Linked DNA regions of Mus musculus: region 2 is linked to region 1. The links are chromatin loops, found by intact Hi-C in ENCODE. Cell type or tissue: left cerebral cortex. All regions are shown on one strand.

Region 1 (8,000 bases):
AAGTATCTGGGACAGGCACCTGAGGGTGTGGTTTCCATGCTCAGCATGCTTGGTTCTCGAGTGGTCTTAAGAAAGTTCCTTTCTAGCTTCGTCTTGATTGGCTCATCTCTAAAGTAGAGGCGTAATAGCAAATGTTAAACCCCAGGCTGTGCAAACCTGTGGGAAGTTTTGGTGTAGAGATAAGGGTGGGCAGTACCTTAGCTCTGGTCTTGTCTGGCCCTTGCTGACTCGTCAGCAGCAAGGCCACTGGGGATGTGTGGTGACTCCACACAATGCCCTCCCCTGCTGAATATTGTTCCATGTTGATCAATGGGTTACAGATGTTTAATATTAATAGCCCTGAAGAAGATAAAGACGACTATGGGACTAGTTAACAACTAGTGGCTGTTAACTAATGCTTTTCCTAGGCTGGAAACTCAGGAACTCAGGACCTCTGGAAGAACAGTCAGTCTCTGCTTCATGCTTCACTCTCATCTTTAAGCCTAGGACTCTTGGAGGTAGCTACTGATATTAATCTCTTCATGTAGAAGGGAAAATGACGTCATGGTTCTGGTAAGAACACCTGCACCGTGCCCTGATAGGATCCTAAAGTCTATTTGGTTTTCTCATCTAGCTGTGTATTCCAGTCACCCATGGGGCTTATTGAAATTCCTCCTTCTGGGCTCTGATGTCATAGGTGTTAGGTAGAACCCTACTACCCAGTATTCTTTTTAATATATAAATTATGCAGAATTTCCACTTCTAGATGTTTTTACAACACAATAATTCCTTTTTAAAAGGTTTTATTTTTTTAGTTATGTGTGTATGTGTATTTGCATATGTGCATGGTTGAATGCAGGTCACTGGGAGCTGGAGTCACAGGTGGTTGTGGCTACATGAGTTGGGCGCCAGGGAACCAAATTCAGGTTCTTGGCAAGAGCAATGCATGCTTCTAACCACAGAGCCATCTCTCTGGCACCCCAAACCATCAAGATAAGGAATATTTTCTCTGTCTCTCTCTTCTGAGACAGGGTTTTTCTGTGTAGCCCCAGCTGTTCTGGAATGTGCTCTGTAGACCAGGCTGGCCTCGAACCCACAGAGATCCACCTGCCTTTGCCTGCCGAGTGCTTTAGATCCTCTGACGCTTACACCTTTAACCAGCTAAGTAAATGGTTCAGATACACAGTGTGCTTCGAGACACGGTGCTGTTAGGGTGCCTGCAGATGTAAGAATGCAAAGCATTGGAAACTTGGAGGGAAAAGCCAGAAAAGAAGAGAAAGGAAAGTTATGGGAATGCACCGTCGGCCCAAGTGTCTCCGGATGAAGTACCAGTGCTGAGAGCTTTGTTGACCAAATCCAGACTGAAAATGTTTTTCTTTCTAACCCTGGTTCTTCTCAAGCCAAGTAAGAGCTGGAGGATTCGGAACAAATTTGGCATGGATGACCGGATGAGTCACTTTGGGATGGAGATCTGGGCTCACCAGGTGCACTTGGGCTAACTGTGGAGGTCGCTCAAGGCATTGGGAAGAACCTGCGGAGTGGGGAGCGGGCTTTGACATAGATTCAGAACAGGTCAAGGATGGGGACTTTCCTCCAGGCAGGAACCACTTTGGTCCTTTTGCGTCTGTCCACTAGAACCCCAAGCAGCCCCTCTTGGGACAGAAGTACAGTCAGGAGCACTAGCCTATACTGAACAGGTCAGACTTTGGCCCACAGTATGCTTGGATAACAGGTAGGAGATGTTAAATGTAGCAGAGACCAGAAAAATATTCCAGTAGCATAGAGAAGGGCCATTGGCTCTGCTACCCTTAGTTCTGGTGGATGGTTTTCCTGGATGGCCATCTCCCTTCCGCCTCATGGAGAATGGGTGGTGTGACGAGTGGGTGTGATCCGACACATCTGGCTGACATCTGGTTTGTCACGTATGGCAAAGGTAGATTGCAAGGGGACCACCTGAGGCTTTATGTTGGCTCTAGTCATTCATTTTGAAGCGTGAGTATATTCCGTCCTTAAGGATTTCCTTCTCAGAGATTTTTCCTCCCCCCTTTCCTGTCTGGCGAAGACGTGAATGAAGGCACCCACAAAGGGAAGTCAGTTTTATATCCCTCCTGTGACTCACCCAGCCGCCTGCCTACCCCAGTGACCTGCCTGCACTCTGGCACGGATTCTGGGATTCCACTTCCTTATTTGCGATGCTCAGCCTCTTGTGGTCCCCATGACTGATGTCCAGAGGAAATATCTGGAACAGAAGCACGAAGCTGATTAGAGGGAGGGAGGGAAGAGGCGGGAGAGAGAGAGGAGGGGTTGACTGTGAACAAGCGAAGACACGGAGCTGCTGGGTGTGAGTGCTCTTCTCGGATGGAGAACGACTCTGGGTTGTGGTCCCAGCTAAGGGGACACTGGTGTGTCTGGGGAGATAAACCTTGAGACTCACACCTCAGCTGGTTCGGGGTCAGAGTGTTCTGTCACGTCCAAGTTATCGACACCTGCTGCGTCTAGACCTGTGTTCCTCCTTTAGCTTGATGGCTTGAACTCTGCGAAACAACTGAAGAAACTTAGCGGGCCCGAACTGTACAAGCAACACGTGCACTTTATATCCTCCTGAGGTTCCCACAGACGCGAGAGTCCAGGAAAGTGGCACCACTAGGCAGATGGCTAGGGCATACCAAGAAGGAAAGCGGGACCTTTGCAACTTTTGTAAACTCGCAATTAGTAGAATTGACAGAGACTTTAGAGAGTGTCCTGGGAATGAAGGATTGAGTGTGAGGTCATAGGCTACCCAGCAGAAGCCCACTCAGCCAGTGCTGCTCTGAGCCTCCAGAGAGGCCGGGTGTATTGGTTGGTGAGGAGTCCTAAAGCAGGGATGGATGGGTACTCGTTTCTGGCTTTTCCTTTCCTGATTGGGGAAGCTTCTGAGAAAATTTTCACCACTAATGGACCCAATTATCTCTAAGCCCTGGTTAGTTCTAGAAGACACAAACTTAGCTTCCGGTCGGCTTTCCACAAGATTGTCTTTAAGCTCGAGAAACAAGGCATGTTAAAAAACAAAAAACAGGGCTGGTGAGATGGCTCAGCAGGTAAGAGCACCCGACTGCTCTTCCGAAGGTCCTGAGTTCAAATCCCAGCAACCACATGGTGGCTCACAACCATCCTCAACGAGATCTGACTCCCTCTTCTGGTGTGTCTGAAGACAGCTACAGTGTACTTACATATAATAAATAAATAAATCTTAAAAAAAAAAACAAAAACAACAAACAAACAAAAAAACCAAAAAAACAAACTCCCCCGGACACTCAGTTAGGGGGAGGTGAGCAATAAGGGCAATACCCTTTGAAGTTTATGTTGGAGGCTACCCGCTGTCACTGGTGTGATTTGGGGAAGGTTTCAGAAGACCTGTGACTTACTGCACTTCCATAAAGACTCAAGGATCAGGGTTAGAGGAGCCATTCCAGGTAGGACCAACATCTAGAGGTTACAGGGCACAGGGGCTTTGGCTGGGAGATGGGGGCTCAGTAGTAGACGTTTTGAGTTGGAGCCACAGCTTGCATAAGGTTCAGTATGGCAGACCTTAGAAAGCGGTTCTGTTGTGGTGTTTTTGTGGTGATCACTGCAATGGTCTTTGGCATTTTGTAATACTGGGGGTTTGTTTCAGTTGCACCTCCCCCTCTCTCCGCACATAACGCATCTGGCCCTGGCTCCCATGTCTAATTCTTCTTATTCATTTCAGTTCTGTGACACCCACACATTCCAACCCACTTGTCTTAATGTCGCATCTCAGAACTACCGTGGGCTCGGGGAGGGGGAATCCGGCAGCGCTGACGTTACTCACAAGTGAATTTTCCCAGGTGGGTAAACTCCATTGCAGGCCACAGAGGGGCCTCCTCATTCCAGCAATCTGGCCAGGCCCACAGACTCACAGCTTAGGAGGAGGAGGAGAGAAGGAGGGGTCAGTTTTTCTCTGTTAGCGTTAGAGAGGATCCCTCTGATCCGCTGTAGTGCAGCCTAGGAGGCAGGAGACTGTGGGGTGGGCTAGTCGCTAGGGCTGGGGATGCCTGAGCAGATGTGGAAACAGCTGGAAAGGTGGCACAGCCCTTGGGTCGCCGCCGCCGCCGCCGAAGCTGTGGCTGTTTCTAGGAGACAGAGGAGAAGCCAGCCTGCGGGGGAGGGGAAGCGAGTGGGTTGCTGCTTTTAGCAGCTGAAAGGGCTGCAGGGAGCTCTGGGTAAGACATTTTCTAGCACCGTCGCTTTTGCGGTAGAAGCCTGCCGCGAGTAAGTCAAGAGGAAGGAGGATTGGGAGGGAGGAGGTCTCAGTTGCAGCCATGCTGAATCACGGTTGCTGATCAGGGTCCCTCACGGGTCTGCTGGGAGAACCCAGCGAGCAGCGCCAGTTCCCGGGTGCATGCACAGTTTGATGACTACTAACCCTGCCGGGCCTCCCACAATGGAGGGCGAAAGGTACGTATGTGTAAGTGTGGTGAGTGCAGTATGCATGTGTAAGAAAACACGAGCGAGCGAGCGAGCGTAAGGTGTAACCACCATTTGTTTGCACCAGCTAGGCAGGTTTGCAGATCCTGGCAACTGCAGAACCCCAAAGCAGAGCGAGGGCAGAAAAGTCTCTTTGGAAACCTTCCTCTTCCAGAGCTCAAAGCTCCAGAGACCCGGCTCTTGCCAAGGGAAATCTGGGTTTGCTGGGCAGTGGAGCACACGGAAAGACGGAACTTCCTGGCCTGTGTTGGGAATAGTCCCGTCTTGAACCGGGATTGCCCTTTTCAGGGAGGCGTTCCTGGTCCTCACAGTGTCTGTCTTTGGTGGGGGGATTTGATGGCACTGCAGAGCTGACCTGGGAGAGGGCACTAGCCTCGTTCATACTGAGGTGGTTGAATTTTCGAGAACCATGCCAAGTGGCTGGCTTTCCTACCTAACCCGGGTCTGTTGTGTGTATGTTGGTGGACACTGGCTTCTGCACTGGCGTAGGTAAGGGAGAAACCCAGTTAGGTGACATTTGCTCACAACCCGTCTCGCCTGTATCAAAAAGTTTGAGAGATGCTGCACGGTCTGTGTCTTCCAGGAGCTCTTGTTTCTCCCTTCATGGACTTTTAATGAAATAGGAACCAACTGGAGGCATTTCAGTACTCGGGTTGAGCAGGAACAGGCTGGCCAGGGTTTGTCTCCCGGCAGGCAGGAGCACAGACAGTTTTCATTTATCCGAGGAGCTGGTCTTCCTATTGTGAAGGTGTTCTGTGCAGGGCCAAGTTTGGCAGACTATGGAGCAGAAGTCTTCGTGCCACCACCTCCTCATCCGTGGGTTGGCACCGAGGGACGGGCTTTACCATTTTCCTTGAGGAGAGAGGATCACAGGGAGAGGCAAGAAGGCTTCCCCTCTAAGTTGTGAGTTGCTGGTTTCACGGGAACGGGCTCCTCTAAACCCGTGAGGTTGCAGACTACTTTAAAGTGTGCACAGCTTGTCCTGAGTCGGGCCCCTGTGAGAGAGAACAGGTGTGATCCATTTCACTCCTCTGTCTGAGAAAAGCTTAAGAAGCCAGTGCGTTCTGTAGTCCCACTCACAAGAAGAGTCTAGGACAGTGACTCTCAACCTTCCTAACGCTGAGACCATTTAATACCCGTCCTCATGTTGTGATGGTACCCCCACCCTCACGCCCAAACCATGGAATTATTTTCGTTACTTCATAACTATAATTTTGCTACTGTTAGGAATCTCTGTTTTGGGATGGTCTTAAGCGACCTCTGTGAAAAGGTTGTTTGACACCCCCCAGGGGTCGTCGTGATCCCCAGGTTGAGAACCATGGTCCTAGGACCTTTTAGACCACGTTCCTTGCAGTTTCTTTCTGGGCTCTCTTCAAAACAGGATTCTCCTGAACAACGGGGGCATCTAGAGGCCTTGGGGCAGAGGTGGACAGTGTCCTTGCTCTTTCTCAATGGCCTGGTGGCTGGCAGAGGGAAGGAGCAAGGAAAGAAGTGTAAGGCTTTGGACCATGTCCGCCTGCATGAGTGGCTGGCACTAGGCTGCCACCATCTGAGCTTGCGGGGACAGTAGTCTTGCCTACAGCTCAGCGTCCCTATACTGAAGAGCTCTTCTTCACTGGTTTGTGAGGGGAGCTGATGTCTGCGGCTTCTGAGTACCCATTTGCTTCTTGTCTAGAGGAGTTGAGAATTTCCAACATTCAGCAGGCTGCTCAGATTAGCCTGTTCTAGGGACAGCTTACAAACCAACCAAACAAGTCACCTTCAATTTGTCTCCCGTCTCCCTCCTGGCTCTCTTTCTGACGCATCCCGCTCTACCCACCAAGAGTTACGCTGCCCACACGCCTTCTCTCTCACCACAAATCCTCCATTCTCAGATTTTTTTTTTTAATTCCCATTTTGTTTCGGGAAAAACGTGGTCCTTTCAGTCCTCATTGATGTTCTTACATAAAAACTTCTTTTTTTGGAGGATCGGGTGGGGACGCTGAGATGGGGGGTCTCTCTGTAGCCCTGGCTGTCCTGAGACCCATTATGGAACTCCTAGAGATCTGCCTACCTCTGCCTCCAGAGTGTGGGGATCAAAGGCCTGTGCCACCTCACCTGGCTAAACCTCTTGCTCATATTTTAGACCTGAATGGTAGGCCCAGCAATTCTTTTTGTGTTTCTGTTTTGTATGACTTACAGGTCCTCGGACTTGGAGATACGTCCTCATCTGAGGATGGTGGCTTCTACGTTTTTGGTATTCCTCACTGGCTACTGCATGGCTCCGCAAACAGCGGGTGTTGGGGAGTAACTTTCTAGTTAACTAATAACATAAGCGAGTTTTATTAATCCTTTGAGAATTTCTTAGAGTGTATTTTGATTATATTCATTTTCCCTTCCCCAGCTCCTTCCAGACCCATTCCCACCTACTTAACCCATCCAGCTTCTTTTTCTCTCTCTCCTCTCCTCTCTCTCTCTCTCTCTCTCTCTCTCTCTCTCTTTGCTTCCCTTAACCACCTGAGTCCAGTTTGTGTTACCCAGTTACTATCGGTGTGAGGCCTGCCCCGGCGAGCGGTCCATATACCCGCTATTACACTATTAAAATGGACTCCTTCTCTCTAGCAGCTATCAGATGCTAGTGTCTCCCCAGCTACGGGTAGACTTTGTTGTTCCCCCCACCCCAGTCCCCGGATAGGATTTTGTCTGGTTTGGGCTTGCACAGATCTCGTGTGTGCCGTCATAACTGCTGTGAGTTCATGTGTGCATCTGCCCTCTTCTCTGGGAAAACACAGTTTCCTTGAAGCCCTCCACCATCTCTGCTCTTGCACCCTTCTCCCTCTCACCCCCCACCACAAAGATGTCTGAGCAATAGGAGGAGAGGTTATGACACAGACACCCCGATCTCTCTTAGTCTTTGCATCTCAACCTTAACTGGTGACTTCTGTGAGCAATTCTAACTAAAGAGGTGAGAGAAGAGACAGAAACCGTTGACATCCTTGGCTCCCCGGACATCCTTGGCTACCAAGTTGGTTATCTGAACCTCACTAGAAATGCTTCAAGATGAAGGAAGAGATGGACGTAGCTTTGGTTTGTAGGTTTCCTGGAAACTAAGGCTGAGAGCCAAGTGATTGGTCCAGGTCACGAGTCCAACTCCAGGGACCAGAGGAGTCTCTGCATCTTCTGCTTGTTCCACATTTAACTTCGCGAAACATAATTGGGGCTATTTTTAAGCATTAAGGCATTTTAGCCAAGAGGGTTTCTATGAATTATTTTCTTTCTTTGCTATGAGGGTACAAAAGTACTTTTTACCTTGAAATATTAATCGAAAGCATGGATTTTGGAGGGACAGATGTAGTAAAGTGCTTTATAAGCCAGATGACCTTGTGTGAATCGCATCTTTACTGAACTATTTCTTTCTTTCTTTTTTTTTTTTTTTTTATATGTAAAGGGAACAGTAAAGTTATTCCTTGTGGGGTTGGTGTGAAGGTGAAATGAGGCAGTGTGTACGCGGTACCTAGAATTTCTTTTTCTGGCCTGGCCAGCAGCTGATGTTATTC
Region 2 (8,000 bases), 82 kb after region 1:
CTTCCTGGCTGAGGCCGGCTTTTGCTGAGGCACTGTGTCTGTGGGGATGCTCAGGGAGGCTGGAGAGGAGGTGCTGCCACTGTGGGCAGCTCCTTATGGACAGCTCCAGCCCAGGCTTCACCGTTTTCACCTTTAAAGCGAAGGGTGTGCTGCTTCCAGGGGAGAATGTGGTCCATGACTAATCTCTACCTGCCCAAGGCTTCATTCCTCTTCAATGTCTGTCACCCGCCACTTGTCACCCGCCACTTGGGATCATACTATATGGGATGTGGGCAGGAGACAGATGGTGATCTTCTCATTCCTGTAGAAGTTCACAGTCGGGGACAAGGGAGTAAGAGGAGGAGTGAATGGCATGTGAAGCTTGTCACCTCCCCCAGACAAGCCCTACTTCTCCAGTAGCTCTGACTCTCTGCTGCTCACCCAGGCTCCACCCCTTCTCCTCCCAGCCCCGCTCTCCACTCCAGCCTGGCCGGGAGCCATGGCTTCCTTGCAGGCTTCCTCTGGGCCCCGCTCATCCACCCATTCACCGATAAAAGTGTTTGAGTGAATATTACACACAGAACTCTATTGAATTTAGGATTTGTAAGACATGCAGGAGGATTTCAGTATTTGTGTGCGTATGGTTGATTAATACACAGCTCATTACATTCAAAAATGAGAAAAACTGAGCATATACTGTGTATTGCTCATTTTCTTTAATTCTGTTCCATTCTGATTTTTTTAAAAATTAAATTCTTGGCTAGAGAGATGTGTCAGTGGTTAAGAGCACTGACTACTCTTGGAGAAGACATGGGTTCGAGTCCCACTCACCTAGTGACTCACAACCAACTGTACCTCCAGTTCCAAGGAAGACAGTGCCCTCTTCTGGCCTCTGTGTTACCTGCACTTCTGTAAGTGACACACAGTAAAAATAAATCTTAAAAATAAAAACAAACTAACAAAAAAACCCAAACAAGTTTAGTGGCTAGGTGTGGAAGTGCACGCTTTGAATCCCAGTACTCTGGAGGCAGACGTGGAAGGCTCTCTGTAGTTCAGGGCTAGCTTGGTCTATGCAGGACAGCCAGGTCTACACAGAGAGACCCTTTCTCAAAAAGCAAAACCAAAGCAAAACCAACCAATTAACCAACCAGCCAACCAAGCAAATAAATAAATAAATCTGTCCTGTTACAGGTAGTAAGTTTAGTAACCTTGATCCCTTGTCTAAGGTTGTATCTGTCAGAGTGTGCCACCTGCTCTGTAAGGGATGTCACCCGTGGCATGACTCTGAGAATAGAACTCTTATTCCTCTATGACCTATGACGTTAGTGTCTGTTGGTGACTCTCGCTGAGTCAGTTACTACAATTCTGGCATTCTCTTACACTCATTAGCCAGCAGTTTCCTTTGCAGAAGGAGCCCTTCCTGTACTTCCTGAAGCGTCCGTGGGCTCCGGGATCTGATTTTATTCACTGTGTTAGGACCTATTACTGTAGTTTGAAAAACAAGACTGTTGGACATTGAGTTTGCACAAACAGTGAAGTGTTACATGCTAAGTGTACAATTTGATCTTAAAGAGGGCATCAGATCCCCTGGAACTAGAGTTACAGATGGTTGTGAGCCCTGTGGGTGCTTTGTAAGAACAAATGCTCTTAACTGCCGAGCCATCTCTGCAGCCCATGTTTTATTCTCTTTAACAGCAAAGAGCAATTTTTCATCCTTGTTCTTTTTAAGAATCCTACCATGATAGCACTATAGCGGACACCTTGGGCATATGTCCCTGCCCACTTACGTGAGCCTTTTAGCAAGCTTTCTCCCTGAGAAGGGATTTTTTTTTTTAACTTTTCATATTTTCATTTCTCCCCCAAGGTATATTTATCCATTTCCAGTAAGACCTCTGGTTGGTTCTGCCTCGCCAGTTCTGGACTTTGCCTGTCTGCATGTATGGTCAGGTGTAATTTGAATTTAGACTTAAACCTGTGGAAAGCAAGCCACAGCCTCTCCTTTTGGGTTCAGGTTCCCCAGCTTTCAATTTGTGATTTGTGTAGGCATAGGATCTTTCCTTGTCCTTTGGTGTTCAGTGTCACTTTCTGTCATCAGAGCCAGCCTTAGACAGAGGGCAACCCTGTCACCATCCTACATGCCCTGGGACATACGAGAGGGGAGGGAACCATGCCCCAGGGCTTCTGGTCCTTTTGAACACTCTTTAATTTTTCTTTCTTCTTCTTTTTTTCTTCTTGCTCTGGCCCCTCTCTCTCCAGTCCAAAGATTTATTTATTTATTATATGTAAGTACACTGTAGCTGTCTCCAGACACTCCAGAAGAGGGCATCAGATCTCATTACAGATGGTTGTGAGCCACCATGTGATTGCTGTGATTTGAACTCAGGACCTCCAGAAGAGCAGTCAGTGCTCTTAACCACTGAGCCACCTCTCCAGCCCCTTGAGCACTCTTTTTCATACCTAGTTTACAGTGACCACTCTGTGTTTCTATCCTTAAATGACTGTCAGAACTTACTTAGTTTGAACCACAATGTCTGCACGTCCCGGCCAGCAGGCTTATCATTCTACGTGTGTGTCCTCTGATAGGCCAGCTCGTGTCCAAGGCCTTCCTACCTTTGTTTCATCCTGAACATCAAGCCTCAGATTAAACGCCGTCACGGCTGGCAGGCAACTCTTCCTCCTGGTTTAGGAGCTGAGGCCGTTCTTTGCAAGCGTTCTGTTTTTCCTTCCCAGGTGTTCGAAGCTGTGATTTCATGGATCAATTACGAGAAGGAGACTCGCCTAGACCACATGGCAAAGCTGATGGAGCACGTCCGGCTCCCTCTGTTACCGAGAGATTACCTGGTCCAGGTGAGTGTTTGCGAGCTCACCCAGCCAGAGGAGCACGAAGGGAGCTCTGGCTGTGTGGTGTGGCTGAGGCATCATGAGTCTCTGTGGGGATGGAGGGCATGGACTCCCTGGATCGTGAGTGAAGTACAGACAAGGAATGTGAAAGCACAGATGGGAGCAGGGGATGTGAGCTTTCACTCCACCCAACAGCCTTGAGCTACCTCACTGTCTCCTGGTGCTCCTGATGTCTTGGATGCTGCAGCGGATCTACGAGCTGTTGCAAGGATTCGGGAACTCTTAAGAATCCGGGCGGGTGGTCAGCACAGAGCCTGATAGAAGGGATGCTCAGTATGAGTTGGTCTTCCCTGGGAAGGACGGAGAAAGAAGAGGCATTTCCATAAAATCCCCGTGTTCCCTCTATGCTGTGATCTCCTTGTGCCCCCTCCGCTGTGATCTTAGGCAATCCAGGTCAGGAGTGTGAAAACGGGCTCTTCCTAGATGCATCCAGTGTGTGTTCTACTCCCTCAGAAAGAAGAAAGAAAGATTAAGAATTCTGGGTGCACTTGTGTCTTCTCATTTCATCCCTAAACAGCCCCTGGAGGCAATGATTATGGGCCTATCGATATCCACCCATCTTCTTCTTTTCAATTTGGGGGCTTTGAAGCTTGGAGACTGGGGTTGGTCTGTAGCCCCAAACAGCGTGAGGGAGTCCAAGTTGCGGTCCACCCTCACATGGCCCTGAAGCACACACTCCCTCGAGCGGCCACCTCTGATGATGTCTGTCTTGTTTATGCATGGGCTGGTTCATTTTGTGCAGTAGATGGTGCCAGACGTCCTTGAGATCCTTCAGATGAGTGACTTTAACGAAATGCCGAGGCAAGTTGGTCAGCCCTCAGCCATTCCCAAGGAGCGAGGAGTGTTCAGACGCCAGGGTGAGAGAGGAGGTTGAGCAGCGCCACCCAGGCCTCGGCCCTCGTCACTCCCTGTCGCACCTGACCCTAGAACCTCAATCTCTCTGGTTGAAATAACACCAGCCCTGATAGGGCTGCGTGGGAACAAGAAGGGACAATCCACAAAGAAAGACCTGTTACGGTGTCCAGGGGGTACTGGCTGCTGTTTTACTATCTGAGACGCCAGGTGATGTTTATTCCATGAGTACTTGTGAAGTCCTGTGTGCCACGTTCCTATTGTTCACAGGCTCAGTGACAAGCTCTGTGTGTCTCCTTGTGAGACCCCTTCACAGGTGCTTAGGCATGTGCTGGAAGTTCCCTCAGTGCTGCCACCTGGTGGCCACATGCGTCGCTTCCCCTGACCTGCCTGAGTTACCAAGGTTATGGTCAACCCCACTCTGTCCCATGGAAATGGCCTCCAGCAGCAACTGTTTCACAGTGAGGGTGGGTGCCCAAGGGACTGGGTTCCACAGAAAGCTAAGGCAGCTTCCGAGACCCTCAGGACAAAAACTTGTCAAAGACACGGGCTTATTCTGGTTACCATCGGAAATTCAGGTTTGCTTATGGAAAGAGGGTGAGAGGCCAGAGAAAGGTTCTATGGACCCTCCTTTAAAACGGACTTTTAGCAGGCTTTGTGAGGTAAACTCCTCTAGGAAAGGATGCTTCGTTAACGCTTATTTGACCTTGAACTTAAAGGAGTTTAACCTGAAGGTGGTGCAGGAGCCGGTGGGGCAACTCTGGGCAGCTCCTCCCTCCACACTGGTGGCCTTCGGGCTTCAGAGTTGCTAAGTTACCCAGCTCCTAAAGGGCATTGACAAATGGCGTCCCAATATATACTATATACCGTACTGTCATGTGATACCCGTTGTGAGCCTCCTTGTGGGTGCTGGGAATGGGTCCCAGGCTCCCCTGAGAGGGTAGCTGGTGCTCTAACCACTGAACCACCTCTCCAGCCCCCATCATGATCATTCTTAAGGTGACAGCTCAGGGGCACTGTTTCCCCTGTTCGCACCAGCACAACCTGTATTTCTAAAGCTTGCTTATCACCCTGCTACAGCTACAGCTGTACCCATGAATGCTAACTCCCTGGGGGCTTCTCCTTCACACCGAAGGGGCTCTTTGGGACCGGCTGCCCGAGCCTGGATACCCTCCTTAGACATTTGTGATTCCATCCAACGGGAGGGCGATAGAAACTCGGAATTCTATGTCTGGGAAAAAGAAGGCTCCAGAGGCAAAGGTCTCCCTTCATCAATCCGTCTTTCCTGCCAGCTCCAAGCTGCCAGAAGACGATGGCCCAGCCATATGTTCATTCCTCACAACTAACTGTTTGGCCCAGGAAACACTTGGCCAGGCCTTCTCTGTACATGGCTGGCTTGAAGGCTTAGTGAATCCAGTCTCATTCTGCAGCTGGACTGGAGCGGCTCAGATTAGGGGCCTTGTGTCCATCAGTGTGTTCCTCAGGGCTAGCACCTCACAAACTACTGAGTTTGTTCATGTGATGATGTGCCCATTTTATAGATGAGGAGAGTGAGGATCAGGGGTTCAATGTGGTGGAACAGGGCTGAGAGGCGGGACTCTATGTGGTAGTTTGGAACTCTGTGGGCCTTTCTCAGAGTCTGAGGTGGTGTGGGGTAGAAGGGATGAGTGAGAGTTGGGAATGTCCCGGCCTGGGGAGAGCTCAGGGAACTGTGGCCCCACTCTGCTGGAGGCTCACCCGTGTGCTGTTACCCCCAGACAGTTGAGGAGGAAGCTTTGATCAAGAACAACAACACCTGTAAGGACTTCCTCATCGAAGCCATGAAGTACCACCTCCTGCCTCTTGACCAGAGGCTCTTGATCAAGAACCCCAGGACCAAGCCCCGGACTCCAGTCAGCCTGCCCAAGGTAAGCCCCAGCCCAGCCTGGGCCTCGGCTCAGGAATGCCCAGGGAAAGCGGCTTCCCCTCAGCCTTAGTTCTTTCTGGCTTCCGGTTGCATTTACGACCCAAGAGATGGTGTCTGCTGGCTCCTCTTGAATTTGCTAGCGCAGCGGCTGTGAGCCAGAAGCTTGCTTTGCTTAGAGTCTCAGGGTGGCCACAGCAGTGGTAGGGAGCTTCCAGCACGCTGATGTGTGCTGTTCCAAGAGAGGCAGAGGAACGGGGCATGCTGGAGTGTAGGAGTCAGGACTCCCCCAGTCTGGTGCCTTTCCTCACCTGGGAAGGGATATGAAGGACAGCTGGGCTGACAAAGCAGACGTCAGGCCTCCGGACAGTGGAACGGGTGGAAAGTCAGGGAATGAGAAGGAAGAGTCTGAGAAAAGGAAGGTAGGTGCTAGTGGGTGCTGAGTGCCTCTCTCTCTCTCTCTCTCTCTCTCTCTCTCTCTCTCTCTCTCTCTCTCCTTCATGTCTCTCACTGGTGGTCCCTAGGAGTCCTCAGGCTCAGCAGTAATTTTCCCACCTCTTAACACTGATGTGGGTGGGGTGAGCAAGTGAGGGTGGGGCTGGAGGAAGGTCTCAGTTGACCCAGCAGGGAAGGGAGGGCAGGGAAGGGAGGCCAGACTGAGCCCATTGACACAGCAGGGTGCTACCAGGAACGTGTTTTAGATGAAGTTCTTCCCATGTGTCAAACGCCTAGCTGAGGGCACAAGGTTGTCTTAGGGTTACTACTGATAGGATGACGCACTGTGGTCAGCTACAACATGGGGGAGGAGAGGGTTTATCTGGCTTCATCACTGAGGGAAGTCAGGACGCGAACCCAAGCAGGGCAGGAACCTGGAGCAGGAGCTGATGCAGAGGCCACGGTGGGGTGCTGCTTACTGGCTTCCTCCTCATGGAGGAGCTCAGCCTGCTTCTTATAGAACCCAGGACCAGCAGCCCAGGGGAGGCTCCAGCCAGCCAGAACCGAGTCCTCCCCCACCAATCACTGATGAAGAAAATGCTCTACAGGCTTGCCCGCAGCCCAGTCTTGTGGGGCCATCTTCTCAGCTGAGGTTTCCTCCTCTCAGATGACTCCAGATGTGTCAGGTTGACGTAAACTAGCCATCGTAGGTGTGTTTTACCCAAACACCGGTGCTTACAAGCCTTAGTTCTACGAAGGAAACTGAGGCTCACGGTTCAGTGACTTGCCCGAGTGTCAGCATAGCCAGTGCCCACAATGGTGGGAACCAGATGGAACCTGTTCTTCAAATTGCACCTAGTCCTGTGCAAACCCGAATGTGCGCTTGATGGCTGCTCTTATCACCACATCCTCTTAGGGGAGGGTACAAAAGGGACTGGTTCTCTCTGGCCATTTGCCTTACAGTCCTTCAGTGTCTTTTGTTTTTGTTGAAACATTAAGATGAGACTTTTAAATATTTTATTACATTTCTCTCCGTGTGTCTCTGTGTCTGTGTCTCTCTCTGCCTCTGTCTGTCTGTCTGCCTCTCTTTGTGTGTGTTTGTGTGTGTATGTGTGCATGTGTGTGTGTGTGTGTGTGTGCATGTGTGTGTGTGCGCGCGTGCATGTGCATGTACGTGTGCGTGAACCACTTGTGGGAGTCCATTCTCTTCTTCCATGCTGTGGGAGCCTGGGACTGAACTCCAGTTGTTAAAACTTGGTGGCAAGTGCCTTTACCCACTGAGCCATCTTGCTGGCCTATTCTCACCCTTCATTTGAAAGTGAAGAAATTTATATTTCTTTAATTGTAGAAATATAAGTATATTGCATATTACAAAACCACACTGCAGTTTAGAAGTAACAGTCACCCGGAGCTGCCTTGGCGAGTTTTCCTTTCAGCAGTATCTCTGCACATTTATTCGGGGATATCTGAAGATGCACCTTTTCCTGTATGTGGGATCTTCTGTGAAGGCTGAACCATGTCTCTTTGCCCCCACTAAAGCAAGCGCTACAAATGGAGGGTACGGAGCAAGTCAGCATTGGCGCAGTGATGGGTCTGGGGGCTTTGCAGTATGTCTGTACCATGCCCACTTCACGATCCACTGTTGATGGTCTCTGGAATAATTCTGTTTTTGTAGTGTGAGTATATCTGTGTCAAGTACTCTTTATTAAATGACATATCTTCATTTGTGTCTCTTTAATCTTGAATGATATTGATCTTGCTTTCATGTCGTTATTCATACTTCTTTTGGTGGCGATGCTCTGCTTATGCCCTCTGTCCCTGCCTCTGGTGGAATGTGTGTTCTTAACAGCAGTTTTTTAAGGGCCTTTTCTGTATTGAAGGGCTCAGGTCTTTGTGTGTGCATAGTTTTTTAGTTTGCGGTTTTCCTTCT

What was found. A loop is a pair of places that touch in the nucleus more often than their neighbours do. Peaks named below come from ENCODE experiments on the same cell type or tissue, not always from the same donor. Only the 100,000 strongest peaks of a DNase experiment are listed, where the experiment ranks them.
Region 2: a loop joins it to region 1, with 6 times the contacts of the local background. A loop is called at or near these places in 14 of 42 quality-filtered maps.

The regions. Positions count from the first base shown.
Region 1 is chr13:58,109,576-58,117,575 of GRCm38, reverse strand. Klhl3 (kelch-like 3) reads left to right here and starts at 3,929. Exons shown (of 15, transcript NM_001362415.2): 1 at 3,929-4,434. The coding sequence starts at 4,421. It overlaps Gm33389 (a long non-coding RNA gene), which reads right to left. Exons shown (of 5, transcript XR_003950588.1): 5 at 4,606-5,459. Gm52040 (a long non-coding RNA gene) reads right to left here and starts at 3,876. Exons shown (of 3, transcript XR_003950589.1): 1 at 3,809-3,876; 2 at 2,416-2,513; 3 at 773-2,218. In left cerebral cortex, CTCF peaks have their summits at 3,235 and 3,850; DNase peaks (open chromatin) are centred at 4,142, 5,236, 6,091, 6,190 and 1 more place; H3K4me3 peaks cover 3,400 bases; H3K27ac peaks cover 3,091 bases.
Region 2 is chr13:58,028,052-58,036,051 of GRCm38, reverse strand. Klhl3 (kelch-like 3) reads left to right here. Exons shown (of 15, transcript NM_001362415.2): 7 at 2,710-2,826; 8 at 5,490-5,639. Among named protein-coding and RNA genes, the nearest start is that of Mir874, 8.9 kb to the right of the region's middle. In left cerebral cortex, CTCF peaks have their summits at 878 (motif pointing left), 2,281 (motif pointing right) and 4,102 (motif pointing left); DNase peaks (open chromatin) are centred at 373, 4,100 and 5,794.